Regions from separate parts of the Homo sapiens genome. Here regions 1 and 2 are each linked to region 3. A link is a contact called in ENCODE Hi-C or POLR2A ChIA-PET data. All regions are on one chromosome and are shown on one strand. Each heading gives the region's core, a stretch centred on a gene start or an enhancer-like site at or near the end of the contact. The rest is flanking DNA. Distances are from core to core; before and after follow the strand shown.

Evidence for each region. A loop is a pair of places that touch in the nucleus more often than their neighbours do. ChIA-PET counts read pairs that join two places held with the same protein, here RNA polymerase II (POLR2A). Pooled maps may share reads with other maps.
Region 1: a loop to region 3 is called in a pooled map, with 2.1 times the contacts of the local background. The contact joins the promoter of SLC23A1 here to the promoter of STING1 in region 3. A Hi-C loop is called at or near these places in 4 of 50 pooled maps. POLR2A ChIA-PET finds 5 or more read pairs at or near these places in 8 of 52 experiments (CD8-positive, alpha-beta T cell, H1, PC-9 and 4 more).
Region 2: a map of CD8-positive, alpha-beta T cell shows a loop between it and region 3 (10-fold over the local background). The contact joins the promoter of SPATA24 here to the promoter of STING1 in region 3. A Hi-C loop is called at or near these places in 4 of 168 maps with a recorded cell type or tissue (CD4-positive, alpha-beta memory T cell, CD8-positive, alpha-beta T cell, breast epithelium and 1 more) and 10 of 50 pooled maps. POLR2A ChIA-PET finds 5 or more read pairs at or near these places in 19 of 52 experiments (AG04450, CD4-positive, alpha-beta T cell, CD4-positive, alpha-beta memory T cell and 12 more).

The regions. Positions count from the first base shown.
Region 1 is chr5:139,381,605-139,385,242 of GRCh38, forward strand. SLC23A1 (solute carrier family 23 member 1) reads right to left here and starts at 1,693. Exons shown (of 15, transcript NM_005847.5): 1 at 1,614-1,693; 2 at 888-1,001; 3 at 288-445. The coding sequence starts at 1,649. RefSeq lists enhancers at 1-178, 654-703, 2,304-2,373, 2,394-2,563, 2,944-3,113 and a silencer at 994-1,053.
Region 2 is chr5:139,401,491-139,405,535 of GRCh38, forward strand. It overlaps SPATA24 (spermatogenesis associated 24), which reads right to left and starts at 2,599. Exons shown (of 6, transcript NM_194296.2): 1 at 2,454-2,599; 2 at 1,138-1,203; 3 at 425-555; 4 at 265-335. The coding sequence starts at 2,570. RefSeq lists enhancers at 1,963-2,536, 2,362-2,591, 2,537-3,109.
Region 3 is chr5:139,481,398-139,485,453 of GRCh38, forward strand. It overlaps STING1 (stimulator of interferon response cGAMP interactor 1), which reads right to left and starts at 1,361. Exons shown (of 8, transcript NM_198282.4): 1 at 1,153-1,361; 2 at 813-905; 3 at 81-307. The coding sequence starts at 307. It also overlaps the pseudogene LOC101059986. RefSeq lists enhancers at 524-753, 1,274-1,403, 1,414-1,533, 3,386-3,886.

The DNA of each region.
Region 1 (3,638 bases), core at 443-2,942, 99 kb before region 3:
CTCCGTCTCCAAAAAAAAAAAAAAAAAAAAAAAAAGAGGGGAGAGCCAGCGAGGGTACAATCCCTTAAACTTGCAGATGCCTGGTCTTTGAAGTGTGCCTAGATCAAGATTCCCAGGGTTGGGGCCACGCTGCCCAGCTCTAAGGCTGGCCTGGGATAGGAGAAGCAGGTGGAGGCAGAAAGCGGCTTTTTTGTCTCACCAGTGTCCTCTGGGAGCCCACCTGCTCCTGCTGTGTGGATCACAGTGGAGGGGTGGCGGGGGACGGGTTGGGGGGCTGGGCGGCTCACCGGATGCCCACGGTGGTCTGGATGAGAGTGGTGATGCCCACGCACGTGAAGATGGTGCCGATGAGCTGACTAACCATGTGCTGGTCGTGGCCCACACACAGCGCCTCAGCCAGCAGGAAGGGCACGGCGATGGTACCACTGAAGCATGTCAGGTAGTGCTGGGCAGAGGGAGACAGCAGAGTGCATGAGGCAGGACCCCAGAGCTCCAGGGAGAGGGGACAACCTAGTGTCCTCATGCCTGCCTCAGCGGGCCTGGAACCGGCTGCCTGCCCAGGACTGGCAGTCCCCACAAGGGATTCCCAGAGAGCTACTGCTGACCACTCTGGGGGTCACTAATTTCCACTCAAGATATTCCTGCGGCTTCCGTGGAGTCGGCTCTGCTCCCTGTCACCAACACCCCACCTGGCAAGCGTCACACTCCCCCAGGGAGTTCATCTTCTTTCAGGATTCAGCCTCTTCCCGACTCCTGCTTGCTGACAGCCACTGTGCTGACCTCAGGTTTTTCTTCCTGTTACCCAAGATACTCCCTGCTGGCCAGGGAGGGGCTGGAGTCCCCGGGGAGTGTGCAGAGTGAGGGCGGGGAGGCCCTGGGGGACCCACCTGGAAGCCCAGCAGGATGCACAGGTACCAAGGTGGCACGTCCTCGATCTTGTACAACATGTCAAACTTAGGCTCTGTGGGTAGCGGGGTCGAGGGGTCCCTGGTGGTTTCATGCTGGAGGCAGCAGAGATAAGTAGCTTAGGGTGAAGTGATGGGGACAGGCAAAATCCATTCTGCCCCAGAATCAATCAGGCAGCCCAAGTGGCTTGTCAGCAACTGAGAGCGGGGTTCCCGCCCTCCCCAACAGTCCATCCACCCGGGTGCCACTTGGCCTGGCCACAGTTTTCTCCCACTTTGCATTGCTTCCCGCAGGGATGAGTCTACTGTGCCAGCTTCTAGAGCCCTCAGGACCTGCCATTTTAGCCAGGGAAGTGGACCCTTAAGTCAGAAGTCTTGGAGACCACAGGAGAGGGGGCCAAGAGGGCTCAAGACTGTGGACAAGTCCAATCCGGTCCCACCTCTGCCCCCTGGAGATCCTTGGGGTGTCACTGGCCGGGAGATTAGGCCTCTCCTGAACCCCAACCTGGAGTCAGCCAGTCCCAAAGCTGCAGGCTCCTTCACCCCCACCTCCACCCATCCCCCAGTTGCCACATTCAATTTGGGACAGTCACTCTTATCAAGTTCATCAGAACGTTTATCTCTGGCCTCCAGGAAGAAGGCCTGCACAGGCCCTCCAGCCCCCCACCCCCCCTGCCCCCCCTAGCCCCCACCCCCAGCCCCCAGCACCTGTGTCCGGCCCTCGAGGTCCTCCTGGGCCCTCATCTTTGGGGCACAGGTTTGAGCAGTTCCTGAGGAGAAGAGGGGATGACTTGACAAAGGCCAAGGAGGAGGACTTTACTCCACATATCAGGCATTGTTTGAAGTAAATCTGTAACCAGATGCCCAGCTCTGGATTGCGAAAGGGGGGCCCGGGCAGAGGTAATGTATTAACTCTCACTAGGACAGTAAAAGCCACCCAAGCCTCTGCCACATGTGCCCTTCCCTGCCCACATCTGCGCCTGGGCGCTGGACCTGTTCTTGTTTCCCAAGAGAGGGCCAGAGTCGAGGGGGTGAGGACCAGAAGTTTACCAAGCCCCAGGTGAGCGGAGAAAGAGGGAGTGGAAACAGGCACTTATTATGTAACCCCCTGTATGAGGCCCTTCCCCACTGATTAATAACTAGTTCATCATTATCATCATCATCATAGTCATTCTCGTTATTGAGGAATGGCCTTGGCCTTGTGCCAAGAAACATGGATCTGCACTGTCCCAAGTAACCCCTGTGCTGGGCGGTATTAACCCCTTTAACAGCGAAGGAAACAGATTCAGTAGATGTGATTTGACCCAAGCCATGCAGATAGCAAGTTTGCAGAAACCAATCCTAAAATTCAGGTTGGTCTGAGCTGCCTTGCCCTCACCACCCTGCACCCCTCAGGGTCCCTGAGGCAGGCAGCAGATGGGCCTCTGCAGGCAGAGCTGCCTAGGCTGGCCCAGCCGGGTCTGCACTCTGTGTCAGGGCACAGATCCCTTTCCCCTCCCAGCCACATAATTTCTGGGACCCAGTGCAAAGTAAGAATGTGAGGCCTTTATTCCAAAAGTATAAAGAATTTAAAGATAGCAGGAGCATTAGATGGAGCGTGGGGCCTTTCTATGCACCAAGCCCTGTGTGACTGCCCATCACCTAGCCCAGGAAGGCAGTCCTATGCCCAGCCTGTCTCCCCTCCTGGCAGGCCCAGCCCAGCCTGGCCCTAGGGCCTGAGATGGCAGAGGGGGACATGGGGAGGGGCCCTAAGAACTCAGGCTCCTCAGCTGGTGAGGGCTGGGCCTGAGGTCCCCATTCTGTTCCCCTCTGGGCTGCCCCAGCCCCAGCACTCTAGAGCCCACCTACTTCTGGGTCGCTGTGCCCATGGCCAGGCCCTGCCTGAAGGGCCAAGGGGCAGCACCGCTCTCCAGCTGGGCAGCAGCTTCATGCCACAGCACTGAGTCCGCCCGCCTGCCGGTGTCCACACTGTTCCTCTGTCCGCCTGTCCTCTCCTCTCCCTCTTGGCTACTGCTCCCAATTTCCAAAGTTGCTGGACCAGTTTGAAGCCTCTGCAACTCCCCAGCACTTTTCTCTCCAACTTCTCCTCCCAGAACTCCCCAGGGTGCTGTGGAGACCAAGCCCGACCCCCTGCAGATACGGCTCCATGGACACTCAATTCAACCCAAACCACACAACACGCATAGAGAACAAGGTGGAGAACACGGTCCCAGATCCACAGTAGCATGAAGGGGCCCACACACCCAGAGCTGATGCAGCCTCTCTAATCACCCCACAGAAACACAGGTCCACGTCATGGGTGCCCGGCTCCACACCCTGTCCTGAAAGCTTAGTGGGTTTCTTGGGCCCTGACTTTCCTCCTGGTGTCTAGGGTTTCTCTCCTGAGTGAAGGCCACGGATGGTGGGGCTTCAGGCAGGTCCTGGAACAGGTGAAGGATGGAGGGGGCTGAGTGCAGCTCCCAGGGAAGCTGGAGTGGCCAGGGCCTGCCCCAGGCACCTCCATTCCCCCAGCAGCCCGCCTCTCCGGTCCCCTAAGTCTGAATCCCCTCCCAGCCCTACTACTACTCAGCCAGGGACTTGGCCCAAACCCCTTCTGTTGTCTAAGTTTCGGTTTCTGCATCTGTCAAAGGGGGATTAGATTGTCTTCCTGCACATGGCTCTCGTGCAAAATAAAAATATTTCTAAAAATGAGGGTTAGAATGTTCTGTCTCTCTCCCAGGGCTTGGCCAGATC
Region 2 (4,045 bases), core at 1,349-3,848, 79 kb before region 3:
AGAAGGTTGTATGTTTCAGGAAAAATGGGAGCAAGCCCATTCCTTTATGGCGGTGAAGAATATAGTACACCGACTGCTTCCCTCATTTCCGTGGCCTGCCTGGTCCCTTAAGGCCTTTTCGAAGGTGTGGCCCACCCGGGCCTGCCTGTATCCTCAGCTGGGGACAGGTGTTAGAGTGAAACCCTGCCTTTGACACAGGCACTGGGTGGTTAGGAAAGAGCCCGTTTATATAACCGTGGTGGAGAGCACGGGCCTCCCGCCTACCATTGCACTTGGTGATGAGCTGGTCCTTCTTGCTGGACTCCTGAAGGACTTTGCTCTTGACACTGGAGAGCCTGGGTGGGGAAGATAAGATGGGAGGGTGGGCAGGCTAGCAAGCAGATGCATCCCCCAAACCCCACACCCCGTACTGAGGCCCACTCACGCTTTTTCAAAGGCCAGCTTCTCTTTCTCCAGCTGCTTGGATAGCACCTCTACCTCTCCGAGGGCAAACTGTAACTTCTCCTCTTCCTTGGCCAGGAGGACCTTGGTTTTGGCATGGGCAGCTTTCTCTTCCTGCAGGGGCAGCAGCAGTCACCTCATTACCCTAGGCCGCCTTGGGTCTCCTAGACTCCCTTAACCAGCCCCCCTTCTCAGAGGGACACACAGAAGCCAGAGCACAGGGAGATTCTGGCCACCTTGCTACAGGGGCTGGAGGTTCTCAGAGGCCGACCTTTCTTTTTTCTTTTTTCTTTTTTTTTTTAGACAGAGTCTCACTCTGTTGCACAGGCTGGAGTGCAGTGGCATGATCTCAGCTCAGTGCAACCTCCACCTCCTGGGTTCAAGCCAATTCTCCTGTCTCAGCCTCCCAAGTAGCTGGGATTACAGGCGCCTGCCACCACGCATGCTTGGCTAATATATATATATGTATATATATATTTTTTTGTATTTTTAGTAGAGACAGGGTTTCACCATGTTGGCCAGGCTGGTCTCGAACTCCTGACCTCAAGTGATTTGCCCGCCTTGGCCTCCCAAAGAGCTGGGACTACAGTTGTGAGCCACTGCACCCATCAGAGGCTAATACTTAATGAGCCTGCCTAACCACAGGGATCCTGGGAAACGGGGGAAGATTAGGAGACCGCAGAGGCCATTACTTACCACCAGCTTCTTCTCCACTGCCTGGAACTCTTCTTTACTGACAAAATTTTCGTCCTGGAGAACCATCTGCAACAGAGCCTGGCTGAGGGAGGGCCTGGGGCTGGAGTAGAAGGGGCGCCCTCTAGGGACCAGGACCAAAAGCGGATAACAGGATGATGCTCGTGGTACCTAGGATGAGACTGAGGCCTTGGGAAGGGAGAATTCAGTTCCACAGATAAACTGAGACTCAGCTCTAAGTGCTGCCCTCAAGGAGCAGCCAGTCTCATGGAGGAGGCAGTCCACAGTTAGCACTTCTAACATGTTGTGTGCCTTGATGGGGAGACATAAGGGGATCTGGGGCTCAGAGGAGGCCCCAACCCAGCCTGGGGAAGGGTCAGAATCACTTCCGGAGAAGGGGATGTTAGACCTGAGATCTGACTGCTATATAGGGTGGGCCAGAAGAGGGATAGAGAGAAAAGCACTCTGGATGGTGGGGACACACATGCCAAGGTCAGCTGCCAAGAGGAAGACCTGGGTACCTTCAGGGAATCAAAGGCAATTCAGTGCCTAGAGCTCCATATATTTTGTTGAATGAGAGCATTAGGGTAGCAAATAGGACAGGTCTCTCTCCCCTTTCCCCCACATTCAACTTCCCAGAAGGGAAGAAATTGTCTAAGAACAACTTAGAATGAGAAGTAGATGTGAAGCCAGTTTTATTTCTGAGATGGAGATACATCCTAACCTTCTTATCAAGACAGGAAAACAAAACCAGAAAAACCATGAACTCCAGATGGCCAGGATTCTATCATGCCTACCCAGGTAATCTGTGACTGCAATGCTTTGCACCCATTAGCTGGGGTTTGATTGAGAAGGCAAAAGCTAAGGCATGTAAAGTTCTTGGAGGCCCCTAAGTTAGCGCTGGCAAGGGCCAAATCTGCGCTTACTGCATTCAACACGGCACTGCCTTTGACTCTCGGGAATGGTGTCCATAATAGAAGGGATGACAGTTTCTCTGCCTGCACAGGAGGGCCATGGGAACTCAGTGACGTCATCTCCACTGAAAATGGGGAAACTGAGGCTCAGGGACTCTCTACCAGCTCTTGCAGCAACCAGGCAAACGGAAGGGAGAATATGGCTTGATTTTAGTTAAAATTCCCTGGTTCAGGAAGGTCCGCCCCTTTTTGGCTCCACCCCTACCGACTGAGCCCGGCCTCCTCCTGATGACGCCATGGGCCATGCGTTCTAGCCACGGCCCCCGCATCGGAACAGGTTCTGGCCCCGCCCCCACCAGTGAGGCATCCGGCCCCGCCTCTCCCCAAACTCCTCTGGCTGCATACCACGTTCCTCAGCTGGTGGATTAGTTCCTCCTGAGACTCAATCACGTCCCGCAGTTGATCTAAAGCGAGACACACAGATCCTGACCCCGCCTTCGACCACCCGAGGGGCGTCGCCATCTTCCGCCCCCGCCAGCTAGTTGGAAATGGCTGCCTCGGGGGTGATCCTCGCCGTCGCCCACCAATGAGAATGCGACGCCACAGAGCACCCTGGCAACGGGGGGCGGGGACTTCCTATGTTAGCGGGGCGAGGGGCCGCCTCTTAAAGGAGCCGCCTGGAGCGGGGAAACTGCTGACAACCCTTAAGGCATTTAAGTTTACAGGAAATTGCGCTTTTATTGCGTCTTCTGTTTCTCACGCAGTCCTGAGAAGCCGGCAGGGCCCGGCTTGTACTTTCCTTGCCTGCGAGCAGGCAACACTCAAAACAGCAGCCCTCAGCCTTCACCCAGGGCCTGTTAAACTGCATGACCACGAAGCAAGAGCCAGCATAGGCAACTCCTGCATCTTTAGCTTCTCATGCCTCTTTCTCCAAATCTTTATCCTAATCTCCAAATTTCCTCCATTGTATGAGATTCCAGCCTCCTGGAACACACTTAGTACTTAGGGGTCCTAAGCCTAAGCACGGAAGATAGACGAAGATAAAAAATGAGAATGGCTACACCTGAGATCAAAGTCTTCATACTCTGATACCAGGCTCTGGGCACTAGAGTCTGCACTAGAGTCATGTGCCACCACCCGAGGAGGAGGACCCTGAAGAGATTAGGAGGACTGAAGAGGGCTTGAAGGAGGAGAGTTTAGTAAAATGAAGTCAGGGAAGGATACGGTGATTACGCACACTCACCAAGTCTCTATTGAAGGCTTTTTTTTTTTTCTTGGAAACCCAAATAAGATTAGGTTTGGAGAACATCAGAGCGAATATATATTGTGTTCACTATTTCGTGGCACCGTTATGTTTATATTATTTCATGTGACCCTCATGGAACTCCTATCAGCCCCTTTTTACCTAGGCTCTATGAGAATGAGAATGAATAACTTGCCCAAGGTCACTCTAGTAAGTTGTGGAACGGAGTTCTGCTATGGGCAGTTTGGTTCCAGGGTCCGTGTTTTTGTTTGTTTGTTTTTTGAGATGTAGTCTCGCTCTGTCGCCCAGGCTGGAGTGCAGGGACGTGATCTCGGCTCACTGCAAACTTCACCTTCCGGGTTTAAGGGATTCTTCTGCCTCAGCCTCCCAAGTAGCTGGGATTACAGGCGCCCGCCACCACGCCTGGCTAATTTTCTTATTTTTAGTAGATACGGGGTTTCACCATGTTGGCCAGGCTGGTCTCGAACTCCTGACCTCAGGTGATCCGCCTGCCTCGGCCTCCCAAAGTGCTGGGATTACAGGCATGAGCCACCGCGCTGGGCCTGGAGTTCATGTTCTTAACCAGGATGTTGTGCTGCATTTGTGTTGCACGTCATGGGTGGAAGTTATGGAATTTGATACCCCCAAGTAGGAAATGACTATACTAACAAGGAGTTTGGAAAAAAAGTTACCAGTGACTATGAAAGGAGGCAGAAAGCTCAGGGTAAGTCATTCAAGCCGCTCCCCAAAACCC
Region 3 (4,056 bases), core at 111-2,610:
GGTTCAAGGAGGGGCAGGGCTAGGCATCAAGGGAGTGACACACGTTGGATACCCCGTCCCTGGGTACTGCAGTGAGTCACCTGGAGTGGATGTGGCGCAGCTCCTCAGCCAGGCTGCAGACCCCGTTTAACAGCAGTCCCAGCTGCAGGGAGGCTAGGTGGAGCACCAGGTACCGGAGAGTGTGCTCTGGTGGCTCTCCTAGCCCCCAAAGGGTCACCAGGCAGGCACTCAGCAGAACCAAGGCTGCCTTCTGGGCCCCGTGACCCCTGGGACACGGGATGGATGGATGCAGGCTGGAGTGGGGCATCTGTGGGCACCAAGAAATCCATGACCATTCTCCCCTTGCCCTCCTGCCCTTCTGGGACTGAGGCTCTGGCTGGGCACTTCCTCCCAGTTCCCCTTTCCCTGGTGCCCAGCCACTCCCAGAGGCTGCTCTTAGAGACACCTCTAGGAGGCAGGCTGGGAATAAGTCACCCCAAAGCTCCTGTCTCAGCGAGGTTTGCTGAAAACAGAGCAGGGCCTGCACATACACGCCCCACCAAGACCCAGGGAGACCACAGGTGTGGTGAAGAAAGAAGGCAGCAACTATCCCAGACCCAGACTTGAAGCTGTCCTGTGCAGCCGTACCCAACCAAGAACCCTTGGGGACCTGGGTTCCCCTGTCCCCGGAACCCACCCCAGGGAGGACCTTAGTCAACAAAGTGGAAAACAGAGCTCAGGGAGTGGGGACAGGGCAGCCAGCAGGCACCCCCTCGCCTCTGGGTGCCAGGGGCCCTAGGTTTGGCGTTCTGCCAGGCTGATCTTGAGCCTACCTTCTGCCTCCCGGACACTGGCTGCTCTGGATGATGACGAGGAGAGAAGGCCCGGCGCTACGAGCAGCCAAGGGCAGCTTCTCTGAGTGCAGCCTGAAAATGAGATGTTAACAACGATTGGTTTCTCCACAACACTCTAGCCCTGGCGTTTCTCCAAACCGCAGCTTTACTGGTGCTGGGAAGGAGGGTATTTCCTGTTCCTCAGGAAGGGAGGTAGGAACCTTCCCTCAAAGCCCTGATGAGCTGGGCCTGAGTCCTGGGGTCAGGGGTGAGGTTTGAGAAAGCCTCCATTCCATTGCCCTTTGCTACCCCCAAACCAAGGGTGTTTAGAAACACTCACCGCAGTCACAGCTCTGAACAGCGGGTTCCCCTCAAGCCACCACGATCAAACACACTGTACCTAACACCTGAGCAGGACTCCACACACTCAGCCAAAGGCAGCACACACATCACACGATGATTCCCCGTCTCATATTTTTCTTCTGGTTTCCAGGATGCAGATTCTTTTTCTGAAAAGTGTGACCTAGGAGGGAGGAGTGAAAAATGAACAGTTATTTCCGGTAACAAGAGCTATTTTTATAAAGCACTTGGTGGGAGAGGAGGGGCACAGAGGAATGGGGGTTTGGCTCTTTGCAGGAAATGGCCACGCCTGTGACTTCTCCAAGAGAGCCTGCCGGTTTCTGCCCAGAAGGCGGTTGTGGGGATGATATTAGGTAGGAGCAAAAGTAATTGCAGGCCTGGCACAGTGGCTCATGCCTGTAATCCCAGCGCTTTGGGAGGCCGAGATGGGTGGATCACTTGAGGTCAGGAGTTCAAGACCAGCCTGAGCAACATGGTGAAACCCCATCTCTACTAAAAACAAAAATTAGCCAGGCGTGGTGGTGGGCGCTTGTAATCTTAGCTACTTGGGAGGCTGAGGCAGGAGAATCGCTGGAACCTGAGAGGTGGAAGTTGCAGTGAGCAGAGATTAGGCCACTGCACTCCAGCCTGGGCAACAAGAGCGAGACTGTCTCAAAAGAAAAGAAAAGAAAAGAAAAGAAAAATGATCTGACCTACATTGTTTGAGTGTAGGTTATAAAATCCCCATGCATCAACCTAAATTATAATAATAATAATAATAATAAAGTGTTTACCTTGTTCCAGACATTATGCCAAGTGTTGCATATATCACTTCACTTGTATATCATTTCACCAGCCACCCTGTCAGGTAGGTATAATTCTAGCCCCATTTTATAGATGGATAATCCGAGGCTCAGGGAGGTGAAATAACTGGTTTAAGTAATTGAGAGTGGGGACTTGAAGCCTGGTGGGTTGCTCCAAAGCCCAGCTTGCTCTGTGCCTTGATTTCATTCCAGTAATCCCAGCACTTTGGGAGGCCAAGGCAGGAGGATCACTTGAGCCCAGAAGTTTGAGACCAGCCTAAGCAACACAGGGAGATCCCATCTCTACAAAAAAAAAAAAAAAAAATTAGCCAAGCATGACGGAACACGCCTATAGTCCCAGCTACTTGGGAGGCTGAGGTGGGAGCATCACTTGACCCCTGGAGGTAGAGGTTGCAGTGAGTTGTGATGGCACCACTGCACTCCAGCCTAAGTGACAGAGTGATACCCTATCTCAAAAAAAAAAAAAAAAAAATAGGCCAGGCGCAATGGCTCATCCTTGTAATCCTCGCACTTTGGGAGGCCAAGGCAAATGGATCACTTGAGGTCAGGAGTTCGAGACCAGCCTGGCCAACATAGTGAAACCCCATCTCTACTAAAAGTACAAAAAATTCGCTGGGCGTGGTGGCGGGTGCCTATAATCCCAGCTACTCAGGAGGCTGAGGCAGGAGAATCGCTTGAACCCAGGAGGCGGAGCTTGCGGTGAGCCGAGATCATGCCACTGCACTCCAGCCTCGGCAACAAGAGTCAAACTCCATCTCAAAAAAAAAAAAAAAAAAGGCCGGGTGCAGTGGCTCACTCCTATAATCCCAGCAATTTGGGAGGCCAAGGCAGGCAGATCACCTGAGGTCAGGAGTTCAAGACCATCCTGACCAACATGGAGAAACCCCATCTCTACTAAAAATACAAAAAATTAGCTGGGCGTGATGGCGCATGCCTGTAATCCCAGCTTCTTGGGAGGCTGAGGCAGGAGAACTGCTTGAACCTGGGAGGCGGAGGTTGCACTGAGCCGAGATCGTGCCATTGCACTCCAGCCTGGGCGACAAGAGCAAAACTCCGTCTCAAAAAAAAAAAAAAGAGAAGAAAGAAAGAAAAAGAGAGAGAGAGAAAGGAAGGAAGGGAAGGGAAGGGAAGGGAAGGGAAGGTCTGACCTACATTGTTTGAGTGTAGATTATAAAATCCCCCTTCCAGAGAGGGCCCTGCCCCACACTCAGAAAGAAGGAACACACGCTCAGAGAGGCCAAGAAGAATCTAGACAGACGGGCGAGGCTGGGTTTCCCCACTCATTCTATTAGCATTAGAGCATACCCTTTCTGTCCAATTATATTTCAACAAGGGTGTCCATACTTTAATGAACCTAAACGTAAAAATAGACAATTTGCCCTCTGTCTTTGGGTCTTCATTCTGAAGGCCTCTGTGACACATAAAACTCTGATCAAATAAATTTGTATATTTTTCCTCCTGTTAATCTGCCTCTTGTCAGTGATTTTCAGCAAGCCTTCAGAGGGCGGAGGGGGAATTTTTCCTTGGCCTTGACACAAGCTTTGAGTTCCCTTGGGGTGGGAAGTGTCTCTGGCTGCAGTAAGCTGCTTCAAAGAAGGGGCAGGCCTGGAGAGTGAGGCTAGGATGGCACCCGCAGAGCAGCAGTAGTTCATTCCTGTCCAGGTCAGAGGGGTCCTCGCCCTGAACCCTTCCCCACATCATGACCAGACATGGGAAGACACACATTGATAGATGCCTTGGCCTCAGAGGAGCAATGAGGCTTCCTGGAAACTCTGGTTTTTCAAAATCATGCCCTAACAATGCAGGGAATTCCCTACACTTTCTCTCCTCTACAATAGGCTCACATAAAGACCTAGGAGAAGGCCAGGCGCAGTGGCTCATGCCTGTAATCCCAGCACTTTGGGAGGCTGAGGCGGGCAGATCACGAGGTCAGGAGATCGAGGCCATCTTTGGGAGGCTGAGGCAGGAGAATCGCTTGAACCCGAGAGGCGGAGGTTGCAGTGAGCCAAGATCGTGCCACTGCACTCCAGCCTAGGCGACAGAGGCAGACTCCATCTCAGAAAAAAAAAAAAAAGATCCAG